Linked DNA regions of Mus musculus: region 1 is linked to region 2. The links are chromatin loops, found by intact Hi-C in ENCODE. Cell type or tissue: left cerebral cortex. All regions are shown on one strand. Each heading gives the region's core, and the rest is flanking DNA. Links, peaks and the distances in the headings are about the cores only.

Evidence for each region. A loop is a pair of places that touch in the nucleus more often than their neighbours do. Peaks named below come from ENCODE experiments on the same cell type or tissue, not always from the same donor. Only the 100,000 strongest peaks of a DNase experiment are listed, where the experiment ranks them.
Region 1: it touches region 2 in a loop (2.4-fold over the local background); 19 of 42 quality-filtered maps call a loop at or near these places.

What each region holds. Positions count from the first base shown.
Region 1 is chr7:113,506,091-113,521,254 of GRCm38, forward strand. It overlaps Far1 (fatty acyl CoA reductase 1), which reads left to right and starts at 7,744. Exons shown (of 13, transcript NM_027379.4): 1 at 7,744-7,847. In left cerebral cortex, for the core only: a CTCF peak has its summit at 7,414; DNase peaks (open chromatin) are centred at 7,636 and 8,358; H3K4me3 peaks cover 2,295 bases; H3K27ac peaks cover 1,285 bases.
Region 2 is chr7:113,370,606-113,385,769 of GRCm38, forward strand. It overlaps Pth (parathyroid hormone), which reads right to left. Exons shown (of 3, transcript NM_020623.2): 3 at 14,971-15,164. It also overlaps a transcript of Btbd10 not described here. Among named protein-coding and RNA genes, the nearest start is that of Btbd10, 8.8 kb to the left of the region's middle. In left cerebral cortex, for the core only: a CTCF peak has its summit at 7,516 (motif pointing right); DNase peaks (open chromatin) are centred at 7,465 and 7,889.

The sequences.
Region 1 (15,164 bases), core at 2,458-10,457, 140 kb after region 2:
CCACGTGTAGCAAGACATTTAAAAAACTATCAAGAGCTAGAAAATGATACATGCCTTAAGAAACCTGTTTCCTTGGATTGTGGATAGTATCTGTATAAAATTGTTTGCTTTGATCTCTCTCTCTCTCTCTCTCTCTCTCTCTCTCTCTCTCTCTCTCTCTCTCTCTCGTCCTCCTCCTCTTCTTCTGTATGTGTGTTTGGAATAGATGGTCTCTTCTCTGTGAGCACACATTGGCGTCTCTGTGTATGTCAAGGTGGTGGTGCTTAAGTGGACATCAGGTGTCTTCTTTGATTGCATTCCATTTTATTTAGTGAGCAAAGTTGTCTTTGCTGAATCTGAAGTTCTCAGATACTGGCTAGTGCATCTACCTAGCTTGCTCTAGGAATTCCCTGTTTCTCCCTCACCAGTGCCTCCAGAGCCAGTTCCACTGTGCTGCCGTCAAGGTGCTGGGCTCACTCTCCCAAGTGCTGCAGCCTAGGAGCCTATGGGGTTGAATGGGCCAGCTCTTCCACTCTCACACCCTGGGGCTGGCTCACCTGTGCCTTTGCCTCCACTGTGTTGCTCAGGCAAGGTGCATGGCCCAGCTCCTCAGAGGCAGGGGTCAGCTCTCTTGATCTGGAAGAGAGGGGGAATGGCATCATCCCCACACCCATGCAACCTCACTGCAGATGAGTGGTAAGGCCAGTTCTTCCACGCTCTTGCCCTTGGGGCTGGCTCACCTGCACAGCCTCTAATAGGGCCAGCTCGACTGTGACCCATTCTCCAGCAGCCCACTAGGGACAGGGCCAGCTCACCAGCTGTCATTACCCCAGGGCCAGATCTCCCAACTGCCACAGGTGGTAAGGGGTGAGGGTGGAGGAGGACACCACCCCCACACCCATGCCACGTCATAGCAGATGAGTGTTATCGTCATTGTTCTTGTGGGTTTGTTTTTTTTTAAACAAAAACAAACAAACAAACAAAAAACAAAAACAAGGGTTCTGGGAATCAAACTGCAGATTTCACACTTTATCCAGATTTCACTTTATTCGCTGAGCCATCTCTCTAGCGCCCCCCTTTTTTCTAAAGAAGTTATTGAACTCTCAAGGATTCATAAGCATCAGTAACTACATTTATTTATATGTAGAGTGTTTTTTCTCTGTGTATTTTCTTAGTAAATATATCGAACCTGTATGTAGGATATAAAACATAATATATTTTTTGGCTTGGTGTAATTTACCTTCATTTATAGAATGCTGGTTCTGTGTACAGCTGCTTCACATTTGAATGCTGCTATGCAGCTGAGCCCCAAATAGCACCATTATCTTCAGGGATATTATTTAGTATAGATGAACGTGTAGGGGTGCACATTGGGGTGTAGGTAAGCATATTCATATTGATATGCATATGTGTGTGGAGGCCCAAGGTGGACATTGGCAATTTTCCTAATTGTTCTTCCACATTAGTCTTTGATGCAGGGTATTTTAGCCAAATCCAGAGCTTGCTGATAGGGCTAGTCAAGCTAGCTAGCTTGCTCTGTGGATTCCCTTTCCCACTGTCTGAGGTCACAATTACAAGCCAACGGACAAAAGTACCCAGTATCTATGTGGGTTCCCAAACTCGAGTCACCTTATTTGATTTGCAAGTGTTAACCACTAAGACATATCTCCAGCACTGAATGTTGTTTTTGTTTGTTTGCTTGCTTTTGGTATGTGTGTTTTGCTGCATGGATATGAAGGTACACAAGTGTGCCTGCAGTATGGAGGCCAGAGGTCAATGTCATTGTCTTCCTCAGTTGCTCCTCTACTTGACGTTTTGACCTAGAGCTCATTGTTTAGGCTAGGCTTTGCCAGTCAATGAGGTCTCTGGATCCACCTGTGTCCACGCCCCCTCCTCAAGGGCTGCAGATGTTCCCTGCTGTCCCTGGCTTCTTATGTGAGTGCTGGGGCCCTGAGAGCAGGTCCTCATAATTGTGCAGCGGGCACTTTGCCAACTCAGTCATCTCCCAGCCCAATTAGATTTTTTTTTTTTTTTTTTTAGTGTTTGTTATTAACTAGATTTCCATTACAGCAACAAACTCCTGAGATAACCAGCTTAAAGGGAAGGAACATTTGTTTTAGTACAATGTTTCAGAGGTTTCAGGCCACTGACACATTTCTTTTGAATACATTCTTTCTGCCTGTGGCAAGACAGCATACCATGACAGGGAGCATGTGGCGAAGCAAGGTTCTGATCTCCTGATGGATAGGAAGTAGAAAGGAGAGTAAAGACAGCAGTGCCACAACCCCTTCTGAAAGCACCCCCCCCCACACACACACCAGGTCCCACCTCTTAAAGGTTGTACCATTTTCTAAGGCATCAAACTGAGGGCCAAATCTTTCAAACACAAACCCTTTCAGGGACAACTCAGGTACAAACTATCACAGTTTTCTTTCCTTTTCTAGGGCAAAAATTTCCATTGTCTTTGGTGAAAGCTATTAATCACTCTTGTTTTTTGTTTGTTTTGTTTTATTATCTATCTATCTATCTATCTATCTATCTATCTATCTATCTATCTATCTATCTGTTTATTTTTGAGACAGGGTTTCCCTGTGTAGCTCTGACTGTCCTGGAACTCACTCTGTAGATCATGCTGGCTCAAACTCAGAGATACCCTCTGCTTCTGCCTCTCAAGGGCTGGGATTAAAGGGGTGTGCCACCACCACCTCCTGGGGATCGATCACTTTTATAATGAACAGATTTCATTCGTGAGGCTGCATTACAGGGGGTTCTAAGCACACAACACATTCCAGCCATGGCACCACACTATCCTTGGATCTAAATCTTTTAAATCTTACTCCAGAAAACTCTGCTCATCGGTGTGCAAGTTTCTGCTGTATCATACATGTGTTTGAACCAGACGGGATGCCTTTGTATTCTCAACCCTAAAGCTATTGTTAAGATTTATTTTTATTTTTTATATCTATGAAAGTTTTCTTGGTAGTATGTATGTGCAGCACACATGTGCCTAGTGTCTGAGGAGCACACGAGAGTATGTCAGGATTCCTGGATTTGGAGTTACAGATGTCTGTGTGCTACTATTGGTTGCTGCCAATGGAATCCAGGTCCTCTGTAAAGAATAGCTGGTGCCCCTAACTATTCTTTTTTTTTTTTTAATCCCTAAAAGATATTGTTAAACCATAATGTAATCATAAAGCAAATTACTTAAAGAATTCCATTGCTTTCATCAGAACTAGGTATGGACTTTTGAAATTATGTACCAATATTCCTTAAAGATATTTTTGTCTTAAATTTATTAGTGATCGATGTATTTTCTGGAAACAGTGCCTGGTGTACACATATACTACGCTGCCAAGCCTGAGGAGTGATTAACTTAGTTCCATGTCTTTTGAGAAGATACTAAATGAATGAACATGAATATTATCATCTTTATCTTATTCTGGTGTCCTTTCAGAGTTTATTATTCAGTTAGACAGGCCCTCTCTGCCTCTCTCTGCCTCTGTCTCTCTGTCTCTCTCTATGTGTGTGAGTGTGTGTGTGTGTGTGTGTGTGTGTGTGTGTGTGTGTATGTTTGTAGACAGGCTTTTGCTATGTTGCTCTGGCTGCCCTCTAACTGAATTCTTAAGCTCAGGTGTTCCTCTTCCCTGGACTTGTCCACTAGCTGGGACTGCTGTCGATGTGGCTGATTGGCACAACACTTGCCTATCATGTCCCCAGCCCTGCTTCTAACACTACTATGCATCAAACCTGAAGGAAAGCTGCTATTAGCCTAATGACCTGTGACCTTCAGAAATGACTGTACTTGGGACTGGACTGTGGCTTCCTCCAGGGCAGACGCCATGGGATTTAAGTTCATTTTCTGGACTAGGGACTTAGGTCTGCCATAAAGCAGGCAACTCAGTAAGTGTTTGGAGTTTCTGACTGGGTACTGCATAGTGAGTGCTTTTATGATACCAACCAGGCTGGGCACTAAAACAAGCCCCAAACCCCTCAAGAAAAAAATCTCCCGGCCCCATCCAGCTTGATCTTGAGAGCTGTGGCTAGTGAGTGCTTACTGAGCTTGGGGCTTTTCTCAAGTTCACTACGCAGAAATCCCTTTCCTTAGATATCATTTTCTTCAGTGGTATAGCCACAGATGTTGTCATTAAATTTGGGGTCACAGCCCATGTCCCAAGCCAGGTTGGGCCACCTTCATTACTTAGCCAATTAAAAGAGTCAAATAAATAGTAGAAAGCAGGATAAGGTGATGTATTCAATATGGTCACATTGGTAAGAGGGACAAAGGGATCCAGTGAGCCCTGATGTCTGTCTTTGGTGTCTTGAATTGAGATTAAAGCTTAAACACAGGGCCAAGGACATGCATATTGAAGGAAATCACTGCACCTGGACCTAACTTCCATTTTTTTAAAAGGAACAACTAATACAAATAATTGAATTTTTCCATGCTGTATGGGGCCTTGCTAACGTTTTTTTCTCTAGTCCCCTAGCTACTGACTCCTCAAACCAAATGACATCTGTTTGAACTAAATAATGATGGGCCTTTGGAATCCTCCCACTCTCTGTTAAAAGGTCTCATTACAAGTATGGTCTAATGCTGACCTCTGAGTGTCTTACAGACTGAAAGTCGCATTTGAAAAATTGCTTTCTAGACAATATGGCTAATTGAAACCTGAATAAATGTCTGTTTGCTCTGATAAAGTAAGTATATTTTGCTATTGTATATATGAAATATAATTGTATATTATCTGTTTGTAATAACTAGCACTGTTTCCTGATTTTATAAGAGATTTAAACATTTGATTGTCAAGGCCTATAGACTTACTCTACTAAACTAGAGATTTTAAATTTTGCTTTAGAAGTAAGATTCTATATTCTTCTGTGCTGTGATATTAATTTTTCCGGGCTCTACATGATTCTTTTTAAGTTGTGCAAGCCTTTTAAAGATTGACAGGTATTAGATATTTGTAAATCTATATGTAATTACCTCATTTTCCAAACAGATGTACTGTTGTGGTTTTAAATAATCTTTTTTTTTTTTTTTTCCCGAGACAGGGTTTCTCTGTGTAGTCCTGGCTGTTCTGGAACTCACTCTGTAGACCAGGCTGGGCTCGAACTCAGAAATCTGCCTGCCTCTGCCTCCCAAGTGCTGGGATTAAAGGCGTGTGCCCCCACCGCCCAGCGGTTTTATATAATCTTATAGCTAACTATTTTCTGTTGTGGTGATTTTGTTTTTGTAAAGCCTTATAACTAAGCAGTCTGTTAGAGTTCTACAGCGGTACAGCTTCTGACAGAGGAATGTGAACAAGATTTGTGAGGTGAAGTAGAATATTGTGAGTGCTTTTATACTACCAACAGGGGTGGACAACAACACAAGCCCCCAAGCCCCCAAGCCCCCAAGCCCCCAAGCCCCCAAGGGAAATCACCTGGCACCACGTAGTCTACCCTGAAGCTATTCTAAAGAGATACTTGTGTGTCTCAGTCAGACTACAGAAACAAAGGACCTTAGAGAAATGGGAATTTCCCTAGAACTCTCAAGCTGGGGGAAAAAAGAGGCCAGCCAGAGAGGGAACTAGCTTTCTAGAAAGATTTCACAGAGTTTTAGCAATGCACCAGACCAAGTTATGAGATGAGACTGAAGCCCAGACAATGATGGGCCAATGGCGAGTGAGATAACACATTGACTGTTACTGCATAGACGTGGATCTCCTGGGCCCTTAAACTTTAATCTTATGTCAGGATACTGAAGATAGACTGTGTGTGTTGTGTGTGTGGGTGCAGCTAACTGGATCTCCCTGTCCCTCCACCCTATGTGGCCATGTTGAATAAATCTCCTTATTCTGCTCTCCATTATTAATGCCTTTTAGTTGCCTTGAGGACAAGTGACCCAACCTGGCTTGGAGTTCCCAACTAAGTTTCAATAGTACGTTGCCTATGTTCTGGTAAATACCCCCCACTCCCCATCTTCAAACACATTCATGCAAGCAACTGTAATTAAACTCGGGGATTAAAAAAAGACATCGAAGTAGCAGGAGGCTTTAGAGTGAGATGATTAATGGAGGTGTATCTGTTAGAATGCATCCAACATACATATGAGATTGTCAAATAAAAAAAGCACAGAGTTTGCAAAAAGGGCAATCCCTTATACCCGTAGTAGTTTGTAGTTCTTAAGTATTATTTCTATTATTTTAAATTACGTGTATGCGTGTGTCTGTATGTGGGTGGTATGTGGATGTGAGTGCAGGTGCCCATGGAGCCCAGAAGGGAGGCATTACTAGCAGGTGATTGTGAACTGCCAACTGTAGATTACTGGGGACTGAACTCGCATTTTCTGAAAGAGCAGTACCTGCTTTTAGCCACTGAGTCTTCTCTCTAGCCTCGGTTTTTAGTTTTTGAATGACAGCTAAAGCCTGGTGTTGATTATAACCAGGATGCAATAGTTTTTTCCAAAATGATTGCACCGTGCATGAAGCACACAGCCCCACGAATCTTCTTCATACACCCGGGTAATCACCACCACATCAAGAAAAAACAGGTTCCCAGCTCATACATTGTAATGAGCATAGTTTTTTAGAAAAATGTTTTTTAGGCATGTAAAAATAGTGTAGTCAGGATCCCCACTACACTCAAGGCTGCACCTGATAACCATAACTCCGTACACCACTCACTCAAAGATAACAAGAGATAGTCCTAGAACTAACTCCACGATGCCCAGTGAACAGTATATAAGCAGAGACTAAGAGCAATGCTCTGCTCTGCACATCTGGAGAGATGCCACTTTGATCTGCCCTGTGGCTGGAGAATCTTTTCTAGGATCCTGCCCCTGGAATCAGAAATTTCTGTTTGAGACTGGACCTGACCTTCAGCCAAGATACATCGCATAGGTAAGCAGCCTCGGGAGATAGGCTTAGGACCGTAGTTAGGAATTCAGAGTGTTTATATTGTGTGAAGACCCAAAGCATAACTAAATAAAACTTGTTATACTAACTACGCGTATCTACCTTCTAGCTCGCGACACTCAGCAAGTTCCCGTGCACCCTAGCTCTCAGCACACGCCCCACCTTCCAACGCTGAAACTTCTCTCACTGTCCCTACATCTTGCACGGGATTGTCTTGAAGGAGGAAGGACTAGGTGGACAGTCTCTCGGGGAGGATGGACGCGGGCTCCAGTCCTCCCGATGGGCCCTTCAGAAGGTCCATACAGTGCTGGCTCCACATTCCGAAGGAACCAAGCTGGCAGTTATCAGGGAGGATCCTCACACTCAGTTAAGACCGAGGGTAGCCGGCCCCATCTGGGGAGCGCCAGGGTGCACGTTGGCAGTACTCAAGCACGCCGCGATGGCTGCGGGGCGGGCTCTCACGTCTGCCACTTGTCCCGCACCTTTTGCGTGGGCTGGGCTCCCGCGCCAGGGTAGTCGGGCGTGGCCCAGGGCGCGACCCTCCGGGAAGCGGGCGGCCGGGGGCGGCGCTGCTGAGCGGGGATGTGCGGCGCGCGCCCATTGGCTGCGCTTTCCCCGACCACACCGCCCAGCCGCCCACTTCCCGGCCTCTCTCCGCTCCCCCATTGGCCGTCCTGCCTGGGGGGTTTGGGGTGGGCGGCTGAAGAAGAGTGGAGGGTGAGCGGTTCTCCCGGGAAGAGTGTGAGCAAGAGCCAATCAGGAGCAGACGTGGAAAAGAGGCGCCACGCCAACCAGTCAGACCCCGAGGCGCGGTCGGGACCCGTGACGCCATAGCGCTCTCAGCCAATGGGCGCACCGCTGTCGGTCCGCTCTTCAGCAGCCGGTCGGGGGCGGTGAAAAGCGAGTGAGGAGAGCGCGACCACGGCGTAGCCATCGCTGAAGGGAGAGCGAGGCCCGAGCTTCCGCGTCGAGGTGAGCGGCACGGGCTCTGTCGCAGGCTCGGCCGCGGCCCCTCCGCACTTGGCCGCCGTTTTGCGGGAGTCCTAGGCCGGGCTGCGTTGAGGTGGGGCCTGCGAACCGCCCCGCCCCCGCCCCGCCACGGCCGCCTGGAGGCGGGGGCGCCTCCTCTGCTGGGACTGTCCCTGCGCGGCGTGGCCGGGCCGCCGCCCTCCCGACTGCCAGGGCCGCGGCGAGGGAGCTTAGAGGCCCCTGGCCTGCAACCCGGGGAGGCAGGGGTTCCGTCTGCGGGGGGAGGCCGCGCAGAGGCGGCCACGGTGGGGGCCCGAGTTAACGGAGGAGGGTGGCGGCCTGGGATTGAGAGGAAGAAAGTGATGGGAAAGGGGTGATGCTCTGGAGAGGGCGTCCAGTGAGGAGGCCCCTGCTCCAGAGTGGGATCGGCCTCTGGGAAGTAGGTATCAATGGCGTTGCGGAGAAATCAGCTGAGAGATGGAGAACTGGTTTGGGGTTTGAAGGTTAAGGTCTCTGGACCAATGGGGACAGGGCATGTGGAGTGTGAGAAGGTACACACAGAAACCGGAAGGTGTCCGAGGAGTGGATTTTAGATGAGGGGTGGATGGAGGCTGTCTGACTAGAAGGCGTTATTTGGTTTCTTGGAAAGTACACAAGGAACAGTCAAGGTGGATTTCTGTGTGCTTGCTCAAGGGTGGGGATCTTTTGTGAACAGTGGAGTGAGTTGGGAGTACAGAGTTGAGAGAGAGTATCTCAGGATGACAGCTCGGAACACTCAACGTAGCTACCTACTGAGGCTGATCATTAGCTCACCTTTATGCTGTCCCCTGGATGATCCATCTGATTGTTTAGCCACAGCTCACACAAACTTAGCTCTTAGAAGTAATGGGTATTAAGTATTCTTTGATTTTTTTTTTTTTTTTTTTTGGACTGGGAAATTGCTTAATTCTTAAAGAAAAGTGCTAAGGGCAACATTTAAAGAGTCTGGTTGGGGATGGATAATGGATGGGTAATATGACATGAGGATGGTGCAAGGTGTCTTACAAAAACAGAAGTGATACTGTGTGAATGTAGTTGTGCAGTTCTGAATGAGCAATCTTTTTAATGTAGTGGAATTTGTTTTATGCTTGTTGGGCAGTTGCTTTCACTTTTGAGACTAGTTTTGTAGTTAAATAAACAAAAAATATTTTCACTTAAGAAAGACATTAGTATATGTGTGTTGCTGTCAACTGCTTTCCTCTTTGAAGCTTTTATTTGTAGGGTACAGGTAGAATTAAATCCACATTTTCAGTGGATTTAAATGGGAGAGATAATTTCTGCTTAAAGATAGGACAAAAGGCCGGTGAAAAGTTACAGTTTGAGGGCAGAATTCAAGAGAGCAGTTGTATAAATGTTTTCTTATTCACCAGCTCAGCATAGAATTTTAGCTAATGGATCATTCTTTAGGACAGAGAAGGTATTTGTGGGTAACACATTACTGTAATTACATTTTGCTTTTAGTATAATCTAGTTCCCAAAGGGCTGAGTTACCTGTAAGCAGAGAGACAGTTCAAGAGAAGGGCAAGTTTTTTGGAAAAGGTGAATTTTGGGTCATTTGCACCAGGAGTTGGTGTGTGGGTTATTACTAGACACAAGAATGATTACAGTAGTTTGGATGAAGTATAAGCAGACTGTGGATTTAAAAACCTCACAAGTGTAAATAGTTTCTAAGTCCAATTACAGATCTGTCTGAAGAAATGGTTAGATATGTAGCCATCAGTTAAGCTTCTTCCTGCAGCTTGGTTGGTTGGTAAATAGTGGTTCCCTGTGATGGCTCGAAGGAACAGAACAGTTGGACTGAAGATGGGGCATATATGCACCCCCCAATTTTTTTGATAGTTAGAAATTTATTGGTTGCTACTTTGTGCCAGAAACTGTTTTGAGCTTTCCAAGTATCATTATTTGATTGTATTTCATAGGTGAGGGAGAGGTTCAGACAGATTTGACTTGCCTAAGGTTACACCAGCTATTATTACATGGCAAGTCGGATTTGGCAGAATCAGACATGAATTGAACATTTGCTTGATGACAGACACTGGAGAATGCTGGAGATTCATGATTTACCAGAAAATCCAAAGGTCAGACCTGAGCCTGTTAGAGAAAAGACTTGTTATAAAAGAAGTAAAGGAGGCATGGGGGCTAGGGGATGGTGGTGTTGGGATTGTCAGCACACGCCTTTAATCCCAGCACGCAGGAGGCAGAGGGAGGTGGGCTTTGAGTTCGAGGCCAGCCTGGTCTACAAAGCAAGCCCAGGACAATTAGGGCTATTACAGAGAAACAGTGTCTTGAAAAACAAAACAAAGTCAGTAAAGGATAAAGATTGCTTGTAAAGATTTTGTAGGTACTGAAGAGTATGCTGTTTAGAGAAGCCTAGAGCTGACTTTTTTGAAAGAAAGACCTAGAGACTGAGAAGAAAGATGGTTAAAAGAAGCCACTGAGTTAAATAAGGAAAAAAGAAATGTAAATGTAGAGTCAAGATCACTGAGGTCAATCATGATATGGGTCAGCAATCATGCTTGGTGTGGTCATAGTTATGGTCACATGGGGGAGGGGAATCATAGCAGGGCCCCTTGCAATGTTTTAGTCTTTGACTAAAGAAGATCTGAGTACTCAATATGCTTGTACTGAAAAAAAAAATTCCAGATAAAAATGAGCATTGTTTTTATCATTAAGGGATAACATCTATTCAACAGAAATGGGACAGTTGGGGCTATGTAGGTCTACATAGCTTGGGGTGAGAGCAGAGATGGACTTACTTAACATCTGCTCCATGTGAGCTATTTTGGAAAGCATGTTCTGATGTTGGAAATGACTGAGTTGTTGTGAATTGAAATGGTACATCCTAAAAGATGACTTTTGCTTAATCTGAAGTATTAGGTTATTGAAGCACCTTGAATCATAGAGATAGGGTCCTGACTTTTCTGAACATTTATTTTTCTTAGAGATTAAGAAAAGAACTTAAGGTTAAAAGAAAGCTGTGAACCACTCATAGAACTGGGTCATTTTTAACTGTTTCTTTTGGTCTTACATCCTTCCTTCTTCCCATACATAGTTTCTTTAGTTCCTCCCATTGTTGGGTTTGATATGGACCTAAGAGTTTCAGTTCAGTAAACAGTATAAAAGTGCTACATTTATTTTTAACTGATTAAACAGTTAAAAGCTCACCACTAGGACTGGTTAGATGGTTCATTCAGTAAAGTGTTTGCTGTTCAAGCATGAAAACAGTTTGGATTTCTGGCACCCTATGGGGCATTACACGGCTGAAATCTCAGTATTGAGGAGGTAGAGACATGGGGATCCATGGGGCTCGCAGGCTTGCTAGTCTAATCAGAGACTTTGTCTTAAAAATAAAGCAGAGAAGCAATTGGGGGAAATAGCCTATGTCAACCTCTAGCTTTCATATATAGAAGACACACTTGTATAATGCACACACATGACACACACAAATGCCACATATACTTCACTCTTGTATTCCCAATTCAAATAGAGACATATCAATCAAATAGTTCTTTGTTTAGCAAGTAATTATTCCCAAGCAAACTAGGAGGATCTTTCCAAGGATCAGTGCAGATTGAGTTCAATCTCATACATGAAAAGGGAGAAATATTATAAATCCATTTAGTTTTAACCTTCATTTGGCATATAGAGATTGTGGAATAAGTATACATGTGATTTCTGTTTCATCTGGACACTGTTATGTTCCTTAAATAGATAATCACAATTACCTTTTGTTTTCTTATGTGCGAGCTGCATTTTACAAATGAGAATGAGGCTCAGAAAACGTAGGTTAGAGAGCTAAGTGTCAGAACTAGGATATAGTCCTTACTTTGGCAGGGCAAGGTGTCATGTGCTTGTAATCTCAGCACTGGGGAGGCAGAGGCAGGAGGATTCTGAGTTTGAAGCTGCCTGGGTTGCATAGCAAGAGTCTGTATAAGAGAAAAAACAAAACAAAACAAAAACAAAAAACCCCAAAAACCTAAACCCATGTTTTGTTTCTTAAACTCACAAAGATAAGGACTTACTTATTAATATCTGTAATTGAAAAACGTGTCATATAACCTCTAGTATTTAATAGCTATTTAATACCTTAAAGGATAGGTAGGTCTCAGCCCCCACTCCCCAACTTTGAAACATAATCTGTGTTGTCCTGGCTGGCTTAGAATTCTCTAGGTAGACCAGGCTGATATTGAACTCACAATTATAGTCTGCTTTTGCTTTCTGAGTGCTGAGACCAAAGGTATATGCCACCATGCTAAAATCCTGCTTCAGTTGTTTGTGCCCTGTGATCCTACCTCTAAATATGTAGTAGTGAGTTTGTTTCATACAGGGTTGATTATGTTACATTTTCCTGTTTTAGAGATATGTGTCTACATTTCAGTATTTTTTAAATGTTAGAAATGGATCCTGTATCTTAAAGTCAAATATAACTGAGAATTGAGGAAGTATGGGAGTTGCATGTAGTTTTTATGTATAATGCTTTTAGAATTTTTTTGTCTTCATTTTCTTCCTAGCCTCCCCCTTTTTATTTAACATTCATTTACTTTTCTTTAAATTATTGCTCATTCTCTTGAGTTAATACGGTGTAGAAAATGTGTCATAATGTAACAATTCACATCAAACTTTGAATCAGTAGGTTTGAGGTTTAATTTTGGCCTTGTCAGCAATTTCATGTTTAACTGTAAGCAAGTAACTTCCCCTTTGTGGGCTTTAGCTTCTTCGACTGTCACGGTGGCAGGGAGAGCTTTAAAAATGATTATTGCTTTTTTTTTTAACCTCATTTTCCCTTTTTATCTTCCTTTCTTTCCTCCTGTCATTTTTGACATGGATTCCTAAGGATATAGTTATGTTCTTAATTATTATAAAGAGTGAATTCCTTGTGTTACTGAGACAGGCTATCTTAGCAGATACTCATTAAATTGTTAGCAAAGAAACAGATAAATGTCATCTCTTCTCCGAGCTAATTAATAAAAACTAATAAAAACATGTTGGTAAAGTACATGTAATTTTTAAAAAGCTGTTGAAAATCTAGCATCAGAGCTTAATGGCAGAAAAAGTACTTAGCGTATGTAAGGCTTAAGAGTTCAGTCCCCAGGACTACAAATAACAACAACAATAAAATGCCAGATCTTAGCCCTTGGGAGGCAGAGGCATTGGATCTCTGTAAGTTCAAGGTCAGTCTAGTCTACATAGTGAGTTTCTAGACAGCCTCTTGTCTGGTGGCAGTGTGTGTGTGTGTGTGTGTGTGTGTGTGTGTGTGTGTGTGACAGAAAGAGAGACAGAGGAGTTTCATTGAAAGGCACCTTTGCCTAAATAAATGTGTTTAGCAAAACTAAATCAGCTCTATTTTTAACAAATGTACAAAGGAGAAAACTCGTGGACCTGATTTTAAGAATCCTTCTATTTTCCTCCAGCTTTAAAAGTTATGAATCTTTTTGTCTATATTGCTTCATAGCTTGTACCTCCATTCACTTTCCCCATAATTTCGAAGCAAATTAAAGAAATAAAAAATTAATGCCATACAGCCTAATAGACATGTTAATCAAAGTGGAATGGAATTTTTTTTTCATAAAAGTGTATTTTGAAACTCTGCTTTCTATTGTATTGTGCAAGAGAAATCAGATATAGTAAGGTGCCCTGGGGCAGGTAGAGTGTTAGGAGGGAGCCTAAATATGTGTACTAGAAACAGTGTAGTTAAGCTGGATTGTGCACTACAAATGGGTAGTTAATTGAACTATTTTGAAATTAAGTAGAATTTAGATAGGTTGAGATAGGACTAATAGTAGGTGGTAAAGGAACTTACACTTATTTATGCATACAGATAAAAAAATCTAACTTTGGCTTTACAGAATAAAATATATCTTAATCTGTGTCTTTTTATCTTTTAGACCCAAATAAGATATTATGTACATAGTAAAGATCTTTTCTCAGTTCTTGGAAAAAGCCATTTGTTGTACTGAAAATCAAGGCACAATGTTTTGTGAATGTATTATTGTCCCTGGTGGATTATTTGGCACATTCCATTAAAAAGTGCCAGTATCGTATAAATATTGTATGCCAACACGTAATAATCGATGCACTTTGGCTAAAGTACTAGTGGATGTGTACCACCAGCTTTTAGGTATAAATCACTTGGAGCTTTTACATTATTTCACTTTTGTGTACATACACATGTGCTAACTACTTCAGAAACTTAGAATTTTGAAATATATAGTTTATTGCATTTCATGGAATTCTTAGAGATGTGGGTGTAAACATTCATGAGATATCTTTGACTTAAAGGAATTTATACCATGGCTTCTTATGAAATATTCTAAGAATAACATTTCCTAGAATTCAGGCAGTTTTAAGGTTTATGAACCTCTCCGAGCATCTTCATAAAGATTTGTCTCTTTAGAAGAAAACAATACATTTAATTTTTGGTATAACTTTAGTGGCTTCTTAAAATGTTCAGAACCTCAGCTGTAGCTCAGTGGTTCCCCAACTTTCCTTTTAAAGCTTAGTAAAAAAAAATTTTTGAGGTCTGTGGATCCTGGCTTGCTGTCCCTTACCCCTTTGTGCAGTGCTAGAGATTGAACCAGGGCTTTGCGTATGCTAGGTAAGTGCTCTGTCTACCCACGAACTATATAGTCTTAGCTAATAATTTATTCTTTAATGTTAGGCAGAAAACTCAACTCTGCTCTGTTTTATATATTATGATTACCTTTAAGTAAGTGACTTAATAGGAGTTATAAAATTATGAAACTTATCATGCAAATACTAGCTTAAAAAGTAGACCAATTAGATTCTCAATTGGATTCTTGGGGAAAAGTAAGCCATAGCCAGGTTTTTGTTTAACTGTTGTTTTGAGGTGGGTCTTTTTCCGTGGGTTGTACTGACTTGACTAACCAACTTTCTGCCGTAGCTTCCAGAGTACTGGGAGTACAGGTACATGGCATCATATTTAGCCATAAGCCATTCAATAGTATAGAAGTAACTATAAAAATTTTTGGAATACGTGTATGTATAGTGCTTTTGTATACAGGATGTGAGGCAGTGTATGCTTGAATGAACAGAAAGTGGAATATAGTAGAATGCATAAATACCTTTTACTTTTCTTGCAGCAGAAGAAAATTCTTTAACTTATTCTTAACAAAGTTTGTGGAGGAAAAAATAACCTTGGTGTTTTTTTTTTGAAGCTCACATCTGGGTTGAAAGTAATTCAGGGTTTTTGTGTCCAATGGGATTGATTGATCATGAAACTCTGAGGCCTATAAGCACTTATGCTCCCCTTAGAATGAAGAA
Region 2 (15,164 bases), core at 2,589-10,588:
TATTGTTACATAGTGTACACGTTTTTTTATAGCCAACATTCTACATTCTTGGAAATTGCTGAAAATCTTAAAAACATTGTAAAAAGAGCAAGCTAATGAGGCTTGAATATGAATAATGTTCAAAGAAACCTCAAGGAAACCCTCAACAATAGCAAAGTCCTCCCCAATCTTGATACAGTTTTCTGTAATTTATCTCAAATAAAGTAACTGTAGCACAAGTTGGGGGTAAAGATCAAACTGGATTCTTCATTCCCTTATGTCTAAATTGAAGCTGTCATTTTTCTAATGAAAGGTTTTGACCAGGCCATGGTGCATGCCCTTAATCCCAGCACTCAAGAGGCAGAGGCAGGCAGTTATGTGAGTATGCAGTTGCATATGTGTGCATGCTGTGGAGGCCAGAAATTGATGTTGGCATTTCCCAGTAATCCTCCACTGTATTTTGGGAGACAGTGTCCCTCACTGAATTTGGAGCTCTTAAATTCTGCTAGGCTGGCTAGCCAGCCAGCTCCAGGGATCCTCTTGTGTCTGTTTCACCAGCACTGGTTAGGAACTCAGTTCCTAGTGCTTGTGTGGCAAGCACTTCATCAGTTGTGCAAATCTCACAACCTAAATAACCTAAGTTAATTGATTTTTTTTTTGTTGTTGTTGGTTGGTTGGTTTGATTTTTGAGGCAATCTCAAATACTTCTAGCCTAGGCTGGCCTAAAATGCACTATATAGCTTAGCTCAGGTTAGCTTCCAACTTGAAGTAGTTATTCTGCCTCAGCCCTCTTGAGTACTGGGATTATATCTATGACCAATTGAAATCTATCCCAAATCAAGGTTCTTTTATTACACTGCAATCCTAATTGCTAATATTAAATCTCTAAGTCACACTTGTCACACAGCAAAAATGAGCTACACAACAGAAAAGAAAAAAAACAAAAAACGTCCAGTGTTGTGTTTTATAAAAAAGAAAGAAGAAAGAAAGAAAGCCAGCCAGCCAGCCAGGAATATTCTTGGCCAGGGATCTATATGGTGAGGTAGAAGGGGGGTGCCTCTGTGGGCCCATGCTGAGTCATCCCTTCTCCCTGAGGTACCAGCTATAGTATAATATATATGGATATAGTATGGAATAGAGTTTATTTAGGGCATGGAGAGGGGAGTTGAGGGAGTAGAGGAAGAGAATGGAAGAGAAAGAGGAGAGGGAAAGAGGCCATCCAGGAACATGTGGAGAGAGCGAGGGAGGGACATGGGGAGAGAGGAAGAAGGGGCAGAGAAGAAGAAGATAAGAGAATGAGGAGGGGGCAAACAGCCTTTTTAATAGTGAGTTGGGCATACCAGGCTGTTGCCAGATAGCTGGGGTGGAGCCTAGAAGGAATGCTAGCACACAGAACTCTAAGGACCTTTACTGAAGGCAACCAGGCTTAAGGCTCATCCAAATGCAAAAGAGAATCATAATAGATAAAATAGTAATACAAAGAACCCAATCCCAGAGCTGTTCTGTGACAAAGCTGCCAAACCACCATTGGTTCAAGGCCTCAAAGCTGACTTAGGGCACAATGGATCCAGATGAATGGAAGTCCAACAGAGAAATAAACAATTCTGGAGACAGTCTACATTTGTTAATACTTGTTGATTCATATAGCCCAGGAATTGCAGAATTCCTTGGTCTGGTGTGTTTGATAAACTCACAAACCTGGTTTCTCTGATAATAATGATTCTTATATACCTAGGTGTCTATGTGTCCCTGGTTTATAAAGTTTAAAGGTGGTGGATTTTGAAATTTTATTTTAAAGATTTGTTTTAGTGTGATTGTTTTGCATGTTTAGCTGTTACCCACAAATATCAGAGGAAAGCATCAGATTCCCTGGAATTGGATGGTTGTGAGCTACCACATGGGTGTTAGAAATTGAACCCATGGCCTCAGCAAGAGCAACAGGTGTTTTATTTGCATTAATTTATCAGTGTAGTGCTTGTTTACTTGCACAAACAAAATGTAAAGCCTTTCTGCCTCAAAATTGAGCAAACTGCTGCTTAATAAAATTACAGGACAGAGGATGGGGGTTAGAGGTGACAGAGTCGAATGACAAATCTCAGGGAATCCTGTTCTGGAGAGTGTCACCAGCATCAGGGTGAAGATTTAAGCTTCACCAGCACATCAGCTTATATACAGTGTTTGAACCCATCCCATGCCCCTAAATACTTGACACACCATCACCATGCTCTAATGAAAGCCCTGTCTGGTAAGGTTCCTCAGAAGGTGGAGGAAGTACTGTCACCTGTTAGGACATCTGTGAAGATGGGGAAGCAGCCATCACCCTGCCTGGTTCCTCTTTGCTTTCTCTCTGGTGTTCCAGGAGCCATCTTAGATATAATACCATGAATGGCAGATCAGGACTCTTTGGAGGCATCTCAGGGGCCTGTGGAGCCTCGCTCACCATCCTACTTTTTCCTTCACAAGGTCAACTTCCATATTCCTCACAAAGCAGGACAAGGCATGGCCTGAAAGCCCAAATCTTTCTAGTATGGAGTAACTTAGGATATACCCTGATCTCCACAGTTGCCTTTATAACATCCTGCTAAGCCAAAACTGTTTCAAAGCAGAAGATAAGGCTACCTGTTTCCTTGTGTGGCAAATTAATGATAAACCATAGACTTAGAGTCTATTGTATTGTTTTTAAGTTGCTTTGGAGACAGGGTCTTCATATCCCAGGCTGCCCTTGAGCCAAGGATAATGTTGAACTTCTGTTCACCCTACCTCCATCCCACAAGCTGTGCCAACACAGCTTTATGAAATTCTAAAGATCCAACCCAAGGTTTCATGCATGTTAGTCAAGTACCCTAAAAACTGAAGTACATCCTCAGCATCCTGTTTAGATTTTAAAACCTGGGATTTGGGGTTGAGGTATAGCTTAGTGACCCTTTGTTCACTCTCTAGCATCATTTTAAAAAATTAAACATTTTAGACGAAAATCCTGAGATTTCTTTTTTTTTTTAATTTTATTTCATGTATGTGAGTACACTGTAGCTGTCTTTAGACACACCATAGGAGGGAATCAAATCACATTATAGATGATTGTGAGCCACCATGTAGTTGCTGGGAATTGAACTCAGGACCTCTGGAAGAGCAATCGGTGCTCTTAACCACTGAGCCATCACTCCAACCAGAGATTTCTTTATATTATTAATTTTGTGCACTTGACACCTAATGGCAGAGCAGAAAAATACAACAAATACAGAAGTAATTCTAACCACATTCAGCAGACATTGTGTTTTTTATTGCTCAAGCCCCTTTGTAAGAATACTAAGAGACACCAACACTACTAATACTTATAAAAGACAAGTTGGATTATATGAACAAGTAATGGCTATTGAGAGGTCAAAGCTATGAAAGATTACTTCTAGGGCTGGGGATTAGATCAGTGGAAGAGTGTTTGTGTAGCATGTACAGAATCTCAAACAAAATGGTAAGGAGGACAGAAAAAGAAGGGAAACTTACTAGATCACTGAAGAAAATTGCTTGTTCTACCTAGCAGCTATTAACTCAGTAATTTCTCATAGTCCCTCCATCCTCTGTAATAGAATGTGACAGACCACATTGTATACATGTAAACATAGCCGCTGTGAGTTCAATTCCAAAGATCTCTATGCGGAAAGATCATCCCCCTTCTAACTCCAGCCTCACAGGCCAGATCCTACTTGTTCAGTGGAGAGGAACCCCCTGTCCAGGAAAGGAAGATGGGTCTGATAAAAGGATTTGATTTCTGGGACAGAGAGAAAGAGGTGTGATGGTGAATCCTGACTGTCAACTAAAAATGACTTCTCTCTAGGCTGGTCTGAGAGGACATTTCCTGAGAGGATTAGCTGAAGAGAGAGCTGCCCGCTTGGACAGTACCTTCCTGCAGCAGGCTGGGTGTAAATGGGTCTGAGAGGAAAGCAGTGGTGTGCTCATCTTTGCTTCTTGTTGGTGTACCTATGGTGTACTTCTGTTACTGCTGCCATCCTTAATTGGCACAGGAAATTTTCAACCCTCTAACATGGATGGAAGGCCTGCAGCTCTCCAAGAATCCTATACAGCATCAGCATCATGTTGGTATTGCAGAGGCATCCAGCCTGCGATCCTGAGCAGCTAACCAGGTTTTCAGTCTTCCAGTACCCTGATAGCCATTTCTAGACTTCTTTAATGCTAAAGGGTTGTAGAATTTCCCCACAGGCACCTGCCAAGTTAAAGCGAACCGAGCTTCAATGCATGCCACTAAGGGCCTAGCTTTTAGAATTTTTGGAGGGAGCCTCACCAAGTTCCCTGTAAAAGAGATAAAAGCAGGTTTAGTTACTGTAGCAGCCCCAGTATGAACTGCCTAGTACTTATCACATAAAACAATCTAATAAATTCCTTTTCTTAATATTTATAATCAGCAGTTCAGAGAGTTGTAAAATATCTTCCATTCTCCTGTAGTAATTGTCTCTGAGGTCTACTGCCTCAGTCTGCTAACCTAGGCCTAGTCCTGGAAGTTTCTAGCCTCCATACAATCTTAACTAGGTCTAGAATGCTTTCAGTATCTGAAACTTAGTGCTGAATAAGTTTACCATTTCTTTCTTTCTTTTCTTTTTTTTTCTTTTCTTTTTTTTTTAAGTTTACCATTTCTTATTCTTTCTGGTCTCTAGCTGGTTCAACTCAGCCATTCTGGCTCAAACTCCTATTCAAGCTGACTCAGTCGGGCCTCAATTCTCTCTCTCCCTCTCCCTCTCCCTCTCCCTCTCCCTCTCCCTCTCCCTCTCCCTCTCCCTCTCCCTCTCCCTCTCTCCCTCTCTCCCTCTCTTCCTCTCCCTCTCTCCCTCTCTCCCTCTCTCCCTCTCTTCCTCTCTCCCTCTCTCCCTCTCCCTCTCCCTCTCCCTCTCCCTCTCCCACCCTCTTGAGTTACTCTGCTTTGCTTCATATTAACTTTGGCAATCTGTTCTAATCTTCTGGCTCCTTCTCATTCTCTGGCTTGTTCTGTCTTCATTTATGTCTATCTTGTTCCCTTTGTAACCTGTCTCAGTACAACTGTCCAGGTCAAACTGCCTTTTTCCTTTCTCTCTTCTCTGCCTGCATTGCTCTCTTAAGTAAGCACTTTTTCCTCTCTTCTCATGAGAATTGGACATATCTGTAGTGGCCATTCCTGGTTGTCAACTTGACTATATTTGGAATGAACTACAATCCAGAATTGGAAGGCTCACCAGTGACCCTTATCTGGAGGCTTAGAAATAGAAGTTTCTGATCTGGATCTTGGTATAGAGATCTTGAGCCATAGTGGCTATGGATTCCAGAAGATTAAATCTCCGAGTGAATTTAAGGTCATCTAGGATTAAAGGTGTGGTAGAACACACCTTTAATCTGGGCTACACCTTCTGCTGGAGACAATATAAGGACATTGGAAGAAGGGAGTCTTGCTCTTGCTCCTTTGCCTGCTTGCTGTGTGAGACTGAGTAACTGCTAGATCCTTGGACTTCCATTCACAGCTACTACTGAACCATTGTTGAGAATTGGGCTGCAAACTGTAAGTCATCAATAAATTCCTTTTTTATATAGAGACTATCCATAAGTTCTGTGACTCTAGAAAACCCTGACTAAAACAATATCCTATTCTGTCAAATTTTTCTCTGATTCATCACTTTGTCTGCCATTCTCAAACATGGGTACTTCCTTTTATAAACTAACTTCACCTTCATTGTCTAGGATTAAAGGTATGTGCTAAGGGCTCAGCTACACCACAACTAGGAACAACTTTTTTCAATAGGTAACAATCTTAGGCTGGAGAGATGGCTCAGTGGTTAAGAGCACTGGCTCTGAGTTCAGTTACCAGCAACCATATGGTAGCTCACAAACCATCTATAAAAGGGGTTTGATGCCCTCTTCTAGTGTCTCTGAAGACAGCTACAGTGTACTTATAAATAAAATAAATCCTTTTTAAAAAAATAACAATCTCAGAGTTCACAGTGTGATGGAATATCCTGCAACAGAGAGTGGTCCTTGACCTTTGAAGAAACTGTTAGGTATATTTTTATTTACATCAAATAAAGCAGTTTTTTAAAAGGCCTGCCCAATAAGCGGGAAATCACACCTGGTACTGGAAACCTAGCCAACTATCTGGGGCAAGTGTGGTCATGGGTCTTGGGGAGAACATATAACTCCCATTTTATTAAGTCGGCATAATTTTACCGTACATTCTAAATATTTATTCTTATACTCATAGAGAAGTGTGGATCTCATCTCTCCTCAAAGAAACATCTCTTTTGGACAGATGGAGATCATTACAGAAAACCACAACCAAACTGCAGAGAATAAGTGACTATATTATTGTCCATCCTCAATGGGTAGATTACAACACAATTGCAGATACATCTACAACATCTCACTCTGTAGACCAAACTGGCCTTGAAACCACAGAAATCTGCCTGGTTTTGCCTCTCAAGTGCTTGGACTGAAGGTGTGTCTCACCGAGCCCAGCTAGAAAAACTTTTTTTTTTTTTTTCAAAAAGGAACATAAGGAAAGGAAAGAGCACAAGATAAAAAACATACTTTAACAATGAAAAGAAAACATGATTAAAATTAAGGACAAAAAATAATTCTTTACAGGTTTAAAATAGCCACCCAAAGAGTACAGGTTATTGCCGTTGTTCTTGGTTACCCACTGGGACTTGATGGTAAGACCCTGTTGTTGAAGACACCACATAGTTTGCTCGTAGAACTTCGAAAAACCAAATTGATACAGATCTGGAAGCATCATCCTTGCTGGCTAGCTTCCACAGTGCTGGAATGTGTTTTGCAGGTTCCTAGGAGAGAAAAAAGTTAACAGTCTTATTCAGCCATGATTCCTCCAAGCTCCAATAATCTGTGGCCTGACAAGACATGCCCTTTGGTTCAATAATGACATGAATGTTACAGGGTAACCAAAAACTTCCTAATTGGATTTAAGTCCCACTACACAGGAAAGAACTCTTGTGTACTAAATCTGGCCAAGAACTTGTGGTTAGAGAGGGCATAGGCCCTACTCCCACAATTTTATTAAAGGGACACAGTGTCAAACTGCCCTCTAAATACTTGTACCCACAATGCAGCTCTCTCTCATCAGAGAAGCTCCTCTGTGCAGTGGTGGTTATATAGAAATTACAACAAGCCAAACTGCAGAGAATAATTGACTGTGCTGTGCTCGGCCCTGAACAGGACATTTGTATCTCATCTTCACACTTCAAAAGGCCAGGGAACCTTGCAGAAGAGGGAGGGAGAAAGGTTGGAAAAGCCAGAGGCATGGGAAGATTGTTGCAAAATGTCTTCTGAACATGACTATTCCACTCATGGATTCATAGAACCCGTGGTTGCCAGCATAGAAAATGGTACAAGAGTGAGTCAGTCAGTGCGCCAGCGTAAAGAGGGAGGAGACTCATGAGACTCCACCCCAACCCTAGATGAGGCGTGGTTGGCATTTGATGCTTCTAGAAAAGGGAGTCCCTTTTCAGTGGCATAGCCCACAGTCGTTTACCCATCCACCAGTAGATGGCACCCTCTATCCATGTGCATACCAGTAGCACTAATTAAACTTGCTGGAATAAAAGAGGAAGAGGTGGTCATGACATTGGAAAAGGGTGGGGCATGTCCCCAGAATAGTTAGGGGGAGGAAGAGGGATGAGAATGACCTAAATTCATGTGTGAAATTACAAAATAAATAAATAAATAAATATTTTATAAAATATAGCAAAAAGTCAAAAGATGAGAAAAAGAAACTAAAAAACAATGAATTGGAGAAGCCTCTGTGTGGGTCTCTTGGAATCTGCAAGGCGGAGTCCCTTGTGTTTCCTAAACCTGGCACTGTACCAGCAGAGTGCTGGGCTGGCCTCATGATTGCTTTGATACTACATTCATCTTAGAAACTTCCCTTTTTATGTGCCCCAGAAGCAAATGCTGACCACACTGAGCTTTGCAACCCGTGGAAGAGGTTTTCACTTGCATCAGAGAATTATTGATTTGTGTATGAAGGGGTGTCTATGTGTAAGCCAAGTGCTATCTCCTACATGTCTCAGAGAGCAGGTGAAGTAGAGATCTGAGCTCTTTTCTGGAGGGAAGAACAGAGAGAGAAGCTAGCACTCAAGTTTAGTAGTTTCAGATTATGCCTAGCAGTCAAACACCTCGTGGGTGGGTGGAGGCTGCAGAAATCAAGTGATCCAGTGTGCTTGGGTTCAGAGCCTTCAATGAGCAGTTTGCTGACCACAGACTTAAGCTTACAATTCTCTATTGTTATCCTCATATTACCAAGTTTGCTCCTTGGTTCAAAGAGTAGAAACATTGTGCTTTCACAGCCCAAATTCCCTTCTGTCTAAATTTCTTAGTATGTCCTCATCTGCCATGCTCTTCTCCATGACTGTCTCTTGTGGCCCTCTCCCACCCAAACACTGGTAGGATGACTCTGGAAGTTCCTCTCATGATTTTTTTTTTTTTCGAGACAGTGTTTCTCTGTATAGCCCCAGCTGTCCTGGAACTCACTTTGTAGACCAAGCTGGCTTCGAACTCAGAAATCTGCCTGCCTCTGCCTCCCAAGTGCTGGGATTAAAGGCATGCGCCACCACGCCCGGCATGACTTGTTTTTCTTAACAGTCAGAGATTCACACAGAGGCAGCTTCTAATCTACCACCATACTCTGGAAATCCTAATGCCTTGCTTCATAAGCATCCTGAGATCAAGATAATGGGTCATAACTGGAGTGTAATTCAGTATTTAGAGAGCATAATTAGCATGTTTGTGGCCCCAAGACACAGCAGTCAGTCAAGAAGCAAAAGGATGCCACAAGTGGAAAAAGGTGGCTTCCAAGTGCCTAACAGAATTTGTCCTTCAAGGGTCCACCCAAGCAGCCTCTAGTACAAGAGGGATCCAGCCTTCTCCAAAGAAGGAAGGCTGAAGCTAAGTTCGCAGAATGCAGGATTCCCTCCTGGGGATAGAGAGGGGGGTGGGGGCTAAGATACAGACAGGGTCACTATGCTGATGGAGAACATCTACCAGTGTGTGGTCCCCATTCTAGCCTGAAACTTATTCTTAGAGCAACTTATTATTCAAAATAACTCATATATATAGCTATGTTATATTGGATACTAACAAGCAAAAAAAAAATGACAAACAAAAACTTTAAAATGGAAAATATGGAGGCTTAGCAATGGTGAGTGGTGAGGAAGGGAATATGGGAAATACAGACTGTGAGTTACAAAGACAGATATTTGAAAAAAAATTAGATGTTGTAGTTTTTTAAATTCACAGATACATGGCTAACTAGGAAAAAAAAACAAGAGAGTAATGATAAACATTAAGAATATGGTAAAAAAAAAAAAAAAAAAGAAGTCAAAGATCCTACATGGAAATTCTAAAATACCGACAGCATGCTATTATATAATCTCAAGGGTGGAAAGTGGATGTTCATTTTATATTTTCTTTATTTAAAAAAAGTGGGGCTGGAAAGATAATTTAGCAGTTAAGAGCACGTGCTGCTCTTCCAGAGGACCTGAGTTCTGACCCGAGCGCCCACATCAGGCAGCTCACAACTGCTTATCACTCTAACTCTAGTCTTATATACACCCTTACACACAAATGAAGTCTTTTAAACAAGCCACATATATTTTATACAAGATTGTAATATACAATAAACTTCACTATTTATAAAGAAAAGCTATGTATTCCCCTCTCCTCCCACCACATCTCCCCCTCCTCCCCTGGTGCTTTGAGAAAGAGTTTTTCTGTATAGCCTTTGGCTTGCTTTTCTGTATAGCTCTTGAAACTTGCTCTGTAGAACAGGCTGGCCTCACAGAGATCCACCTGCTTCTGCCTCTGCCTCCTGCCTCTCTGCCTCTCTGCCTCTCTGCCTCTCTGCCTCTGCCTCCAGTGCTGGGAATAAAGGTGTGCACTGTCACCACCTGCCTAGCCATTATTTTCTCTTATTCCCCTTTCCTATAGATCTCTTCTTGCCCTCTCATTATCCATTTCTCCTCTAATGTCCTACAAATACATATTTCTACATCCTGCATATGAGATGCAGTCTAGTTTATTTTGCTTAACACGATCTCCAGTTCTATCTACTTTCCTGCAAAAGTCATGATTTCATTCTTTGCTGGCTTAAATTTTTAAAAAATGAAATATAAAATGTATATTATTTTCAAGGATTCTGTAATAAGGCAGATATAAGCTCTGTGGTGGTGGTATGCCACCTATAATCCTAGCAGAGTCAGGCAGAGTTCAAGGCCAGCCTGAGCTATAGAGTGAGTTCCAAGTACAGCTAGAGCTACACAGAGAAAACCTGTCTTAAAAGAAACAAAATAAATAAAATAAAGTTATTAAAAAATTAATTTGTGTGATGGACATTTAATTGTAGTCAGACAAAGTACATGGAATTAACATCCTGGAAGTGAAGACTATATGTGTTTATAAGGAAAGCATTTTTAAAAGTCAAGTGCTTTATATTTCCAAAGAGCCTTTTGCTGACCAGTTATGAAAGAGAATATGACAGTATATTAAGAGTCTTATTTTCTGGAGAAATTATTGACACACTGCTTTTAAGGTCAAGCATATATTAAGAAAGAACAGTAGCATCCCTCATAATTTAAAAATTAAAATATTACAGGTACTGGATAAAACTATAAGAAACAAAGATGTGTAATAAGAAGGAGAAAAGAGGTAAATGTGCCATTATTTTGCATGATCAACAGTATAAAAAGCTTTATCACAAGATAAACAATCTTACCTAATAAATGAGCCCAACAAGGTTATTAGTCTAGGAGAAAACTGAATATTATCCTGCACAAAAATATTATCAACTAGAAAAATAATAAAACCATAGTTTCCCTTCAGGATAGACACAGATCTGGATTGTATTTAGTAATTAACACGAGCTGTGTAAAATCCAGAGGGAAGTGCTGTAAGATCGAGAATTGACAAATGGGACCTAATGAAACTCCAAAGTTTCTGCAAGGCAAAAGACACCGTCAATAAGACAAAAAGACCACCAACAGATTGGGAAAGGATCTTTACCTATCCTAAATCAGATAGGGGACTGATATCCAACATATATAAAGAACTCAAGAAGGTGGACTTCAGAAAATCAAATAACCCCATTAAAAAATGGGGCTCAGAACTGAACAAAGAATTCTCACCTGAGGAATACCGAATGGCAGAGAAGCACCTGAAAAAATGTTCAACATCCTTAATCATCAGGGAAATGCAAATCAAAACAACCCTGAGATTCCACCTCACACCAGTCAGAATGGCTAAGATCAAAAATTCAGGTGACAGCAGATGCTGGCGTGGATGTGGAGAAAGAGGAACACTCCTCCATTGTTGGTGGGATTGCAGGCTTGTACAACCACTCTGGAAATCAGTCTGGCGGTTCCTCAGAAAATTGGACATAGTACTACCGGAGGATCCAGCAATACCTCTCCTGGGCATATATCCAGAAGATGCCCAACTGGTAAGAAGGACACATGCTCCACTATGTTCATAGCAGCCTTATTTATAATAGCCAGAAGCTGGAAAGAACCCAGATGCCCCTCAACAGAGGAATGGATACAGAAAATGTGGTACATCTACACAATGGAGTACTACTCAGCTATTAAAAAGAATGAATTTATGAAATTCCTAGCCAAATGGATGGACCTGGAGGGCATCATCCTGAGTGAGGTAACACATTCACAAAGGAACTCACACAATATGTACTCACTGATAAGTGGATATTATCCCAAAACCTAGGATACCCAAGATATAAGATACAATTTGCTAAACGCATGAAACTCAAGAAAAATGAAGACTGAAGTGTGGACACTATGCCCCTCCTTATAATTGGGAACAAAACACCCTTGGAAGGAGTTACAGAGACAAAGTTTGGAGCTGAGATGAAAGGATGGACCATGTAGAGACTGCCATATCCAGGGATCAACCCCATAATCAGCATCCAAACGTTGACACCATTGCATACACTAGCAAGATTTTATCGAAAGGACCCAGATGTAGCTGTCTCTTGTGAGACTATGCTGGGGCCTAGCAAACACAGAAGTGGATGCTCACAGTCAGCTAATGGATGGATCACAGGGCTCCCAATGGAGGAGCTAGAGAAAGTACCCAAGGAGCTAAAGGGATCTGCAACCCTATAGGTGGAACAACAATATGAACTAACCAGTACCCTGGAGCTCTTGACTCTAGCTGCATATGTATCAAAAGATGGCCTAGTCGGCCATCACTGGAAAGAGAGGCCCATTGGACATGCAAACTTTATATGCCCCAGTACAGGGGAACGCCAGGGCCAAAAATGGGGAGTGGGTGGGTAGGGAGTGGGGGTGGGTGGCTATGGGGGACTTTTGGTATAGCATTGGAAATGTAAATGAGCTAAATACCTAATAAAAATGGAAAAGAAAAAAAAAACAAAAAAAGAAAAACAAAAAAAAAAAAAAAACAAAAAAAACCCAACCAACCAAACAAACAAACAAAAAAAATCCAGAGGGAAATCATAGCCTATTTAAAAATCATGAAAAGAGGAGATAGTGCTTATGGACTGGATGAAACAATAAAGATAAAGACCTAATTTATCCTAAAACTAATGTATACATTTAGTATACTTCCAAAACTATTGCAGTTATGTTTTTAAAGGGGAATATCAGCTTTTCCAGATCTGGCACATCCACAATAACTTCATACTCCTGGCTAGCTGGAATGGAGTCAAATTAGGATGGTGTGGTAGAAGTGGAACTCATGACCACCCTACAAACCTGTTCACATACCCAGTAGTCATGTTCAGGTGATGTACATAAATAAATGTCTAGTTGCCAAACAAGGTATCCCACACCTTTAATCACAGCTCTTGGGAGGACAAGGCTAGGAGTATCTTTATGAGTTTGAGACCAGCCTGGTCTACATAGAGAGTTTCAGGACAGCCAGAGCTACATAGAGAGACCTGTCTCAAACAAACAAACAAACAGACAAACAAACAAAAAAACAAAAGGACTAATTAACTTCCTAGTTAATATAGGTGAAAATACCTTAAATCATTCTAATATCACAGTAGTTGCTGGGTTTTGAACTCATGACCTTTGGGAGGGCAATGAGTGCTCTTAACCACTGAGCCATTTTTCCAGGCCTAGTATTCATTCTAATAACAATTTCATTATCCAAACTAATTTAGATGCTGACTAGCAGAAAAATTAAAATGGGAATATTGGGCTTAGGCTGAAAAGACTGATTCTATGTCTTTCAAAAGAAAAATGTCTGAAAATATGACAGACTAGCCAATCTAACAAATATGTCGATATGAGGGAAGAAATAGAATGTAGGTTATGTGACCAAAGAGGAACTGACAAAGTTCACTTGCATAACCCGAACAATAAGTAGTGTGGGTCCATGATATTCTTATGAGATGCTCTTATCCTGTACTGACTGTGCCTGGAACTTGATGTATAGGCCAGGCTAGCCTCCAGGTTGCAGAGATTTACCTGCCTCTGTCTCCTGAGAGCTGGGATCAAAAGTGTGTGCCGCTATGTCCAGCCTTTTTATCTTTACTTTTAAAAGAAAGCATGCATGTGCTTTAATACAAACTCTTAAATAGTAAGTCTTTCTGTTTTAAATAGAAAAAAAACCCAGCAAATTGGTTAGCTTTTATCACAGGCATGTATAACATCTAATTTATGACTAAGTGGCTGGAAGTGAAAACCTGTAGGTATTCGAAGGACCCACAGCTTGGAAGTACAATACTGACCACAAGCTGCTACTTAATTTAAACAAAGTTTAAATTAGTTTTCACAGCTATGCTACCCATGCTTTAGATGAACATGACTGTGACTAGTATTACGGGCATCAGAGTATGGAATATTTCCATCACTGCATAATATTTTGTTGTGTATCTCTGTTGTAAATACCATAGGGTTTGTATTTTGCACCCCTGTAGTATATGTGGTTTTCATACTTAGAACTCCTCAAAGTTATTATGAACTAATGCCAAAATGTGGGTGCTACATGAAGACAAGAACCGTGTCTGTGCAAAACAAGATAAATGAGTACATTATCTGTGATGAACACTAAATAAGGATTTGTGAATAATGGATAAATACTATATTTCTATTCCTGGCAGTGTAGAGTTCAGAGTATAGATAGATATAATATATATGTGAATTTATGTAATGGCAAAGGCTTTGCAGTCAGGTCTCAGACCACTTTCTGCCCCATTTCCTGAGTATTTCATTGGGCTTCCCGAAGAGAAGTGGGGAGTAATAACCAGGTAATATGAATTTGGGGACCTAGTACTCTGGAATTAAAAACAGACAAGTGTTCAAAATATTGACTGAGGTAAATGGATTAAAGAAATTTTTTCTTGTGTTGTTTTACAAATTCATGTCAATAAAACCATTTTGGTGTGCATCATGACAAAAGGCATGGGATTTATTTTAGATTATTTTGTTATCTTAAATTCCTTATAAGTGTGTGGGTATGTCCACATGAGTGCAAGTACTGGCAGGGCCAAGGGCATTGAATCATCCTGGAATTGGTTTAAAGGTAGTTGTGGCCACCTGATGTGGGTCCTGGGGACCAAACTCAAGTCATTTGAGGCAAAAGTGTGCAATCATCATCATCATCTTCTCCTCCTCCTCCCCCTCCCCTTCTTCCTCCCCCTATTCCTCCCCCTCCTCCTCCTCCTCCTCCTCCCCCTATTCCTCCCCCTTCTCCTCCTCCTCCTTCTTCTTCTTTAAAAATGAGATGTATTTATTTATATGAGTACACTGTTGCTGTCTTCAGACACACCAGAAGAGGGCATCAGATCCCATTACAGATGATTGTGAGCCACCATGTGGTTGCTGGGAATTAAACTCAGGACCTCTGGAAGAGCGGTCAGTGCTCTTAACCGCTGAACCATCTCTCCAGCCCAACAGTTTGCAATTTTAACTTCTGAGCCAACCCTCCAACTGAGACAAAGTTTTAACAAGAAACACTGCTTACTTGATTCATGAGCATTAAAGCTTTATTTATATTTAAGGAGAGAAGTGGAAATGAGTAGTACTTTAAAAAGAAGAGCATATTGAAATGGAATCATTGAAAGAGACCTTAAATGAGCAAAAATGTAATCAAAAAAATTCCAAAGTTTCATTACAGTAGAAGTATTAGCACTTGGTGATCTTCATAAGCTTGAAAAG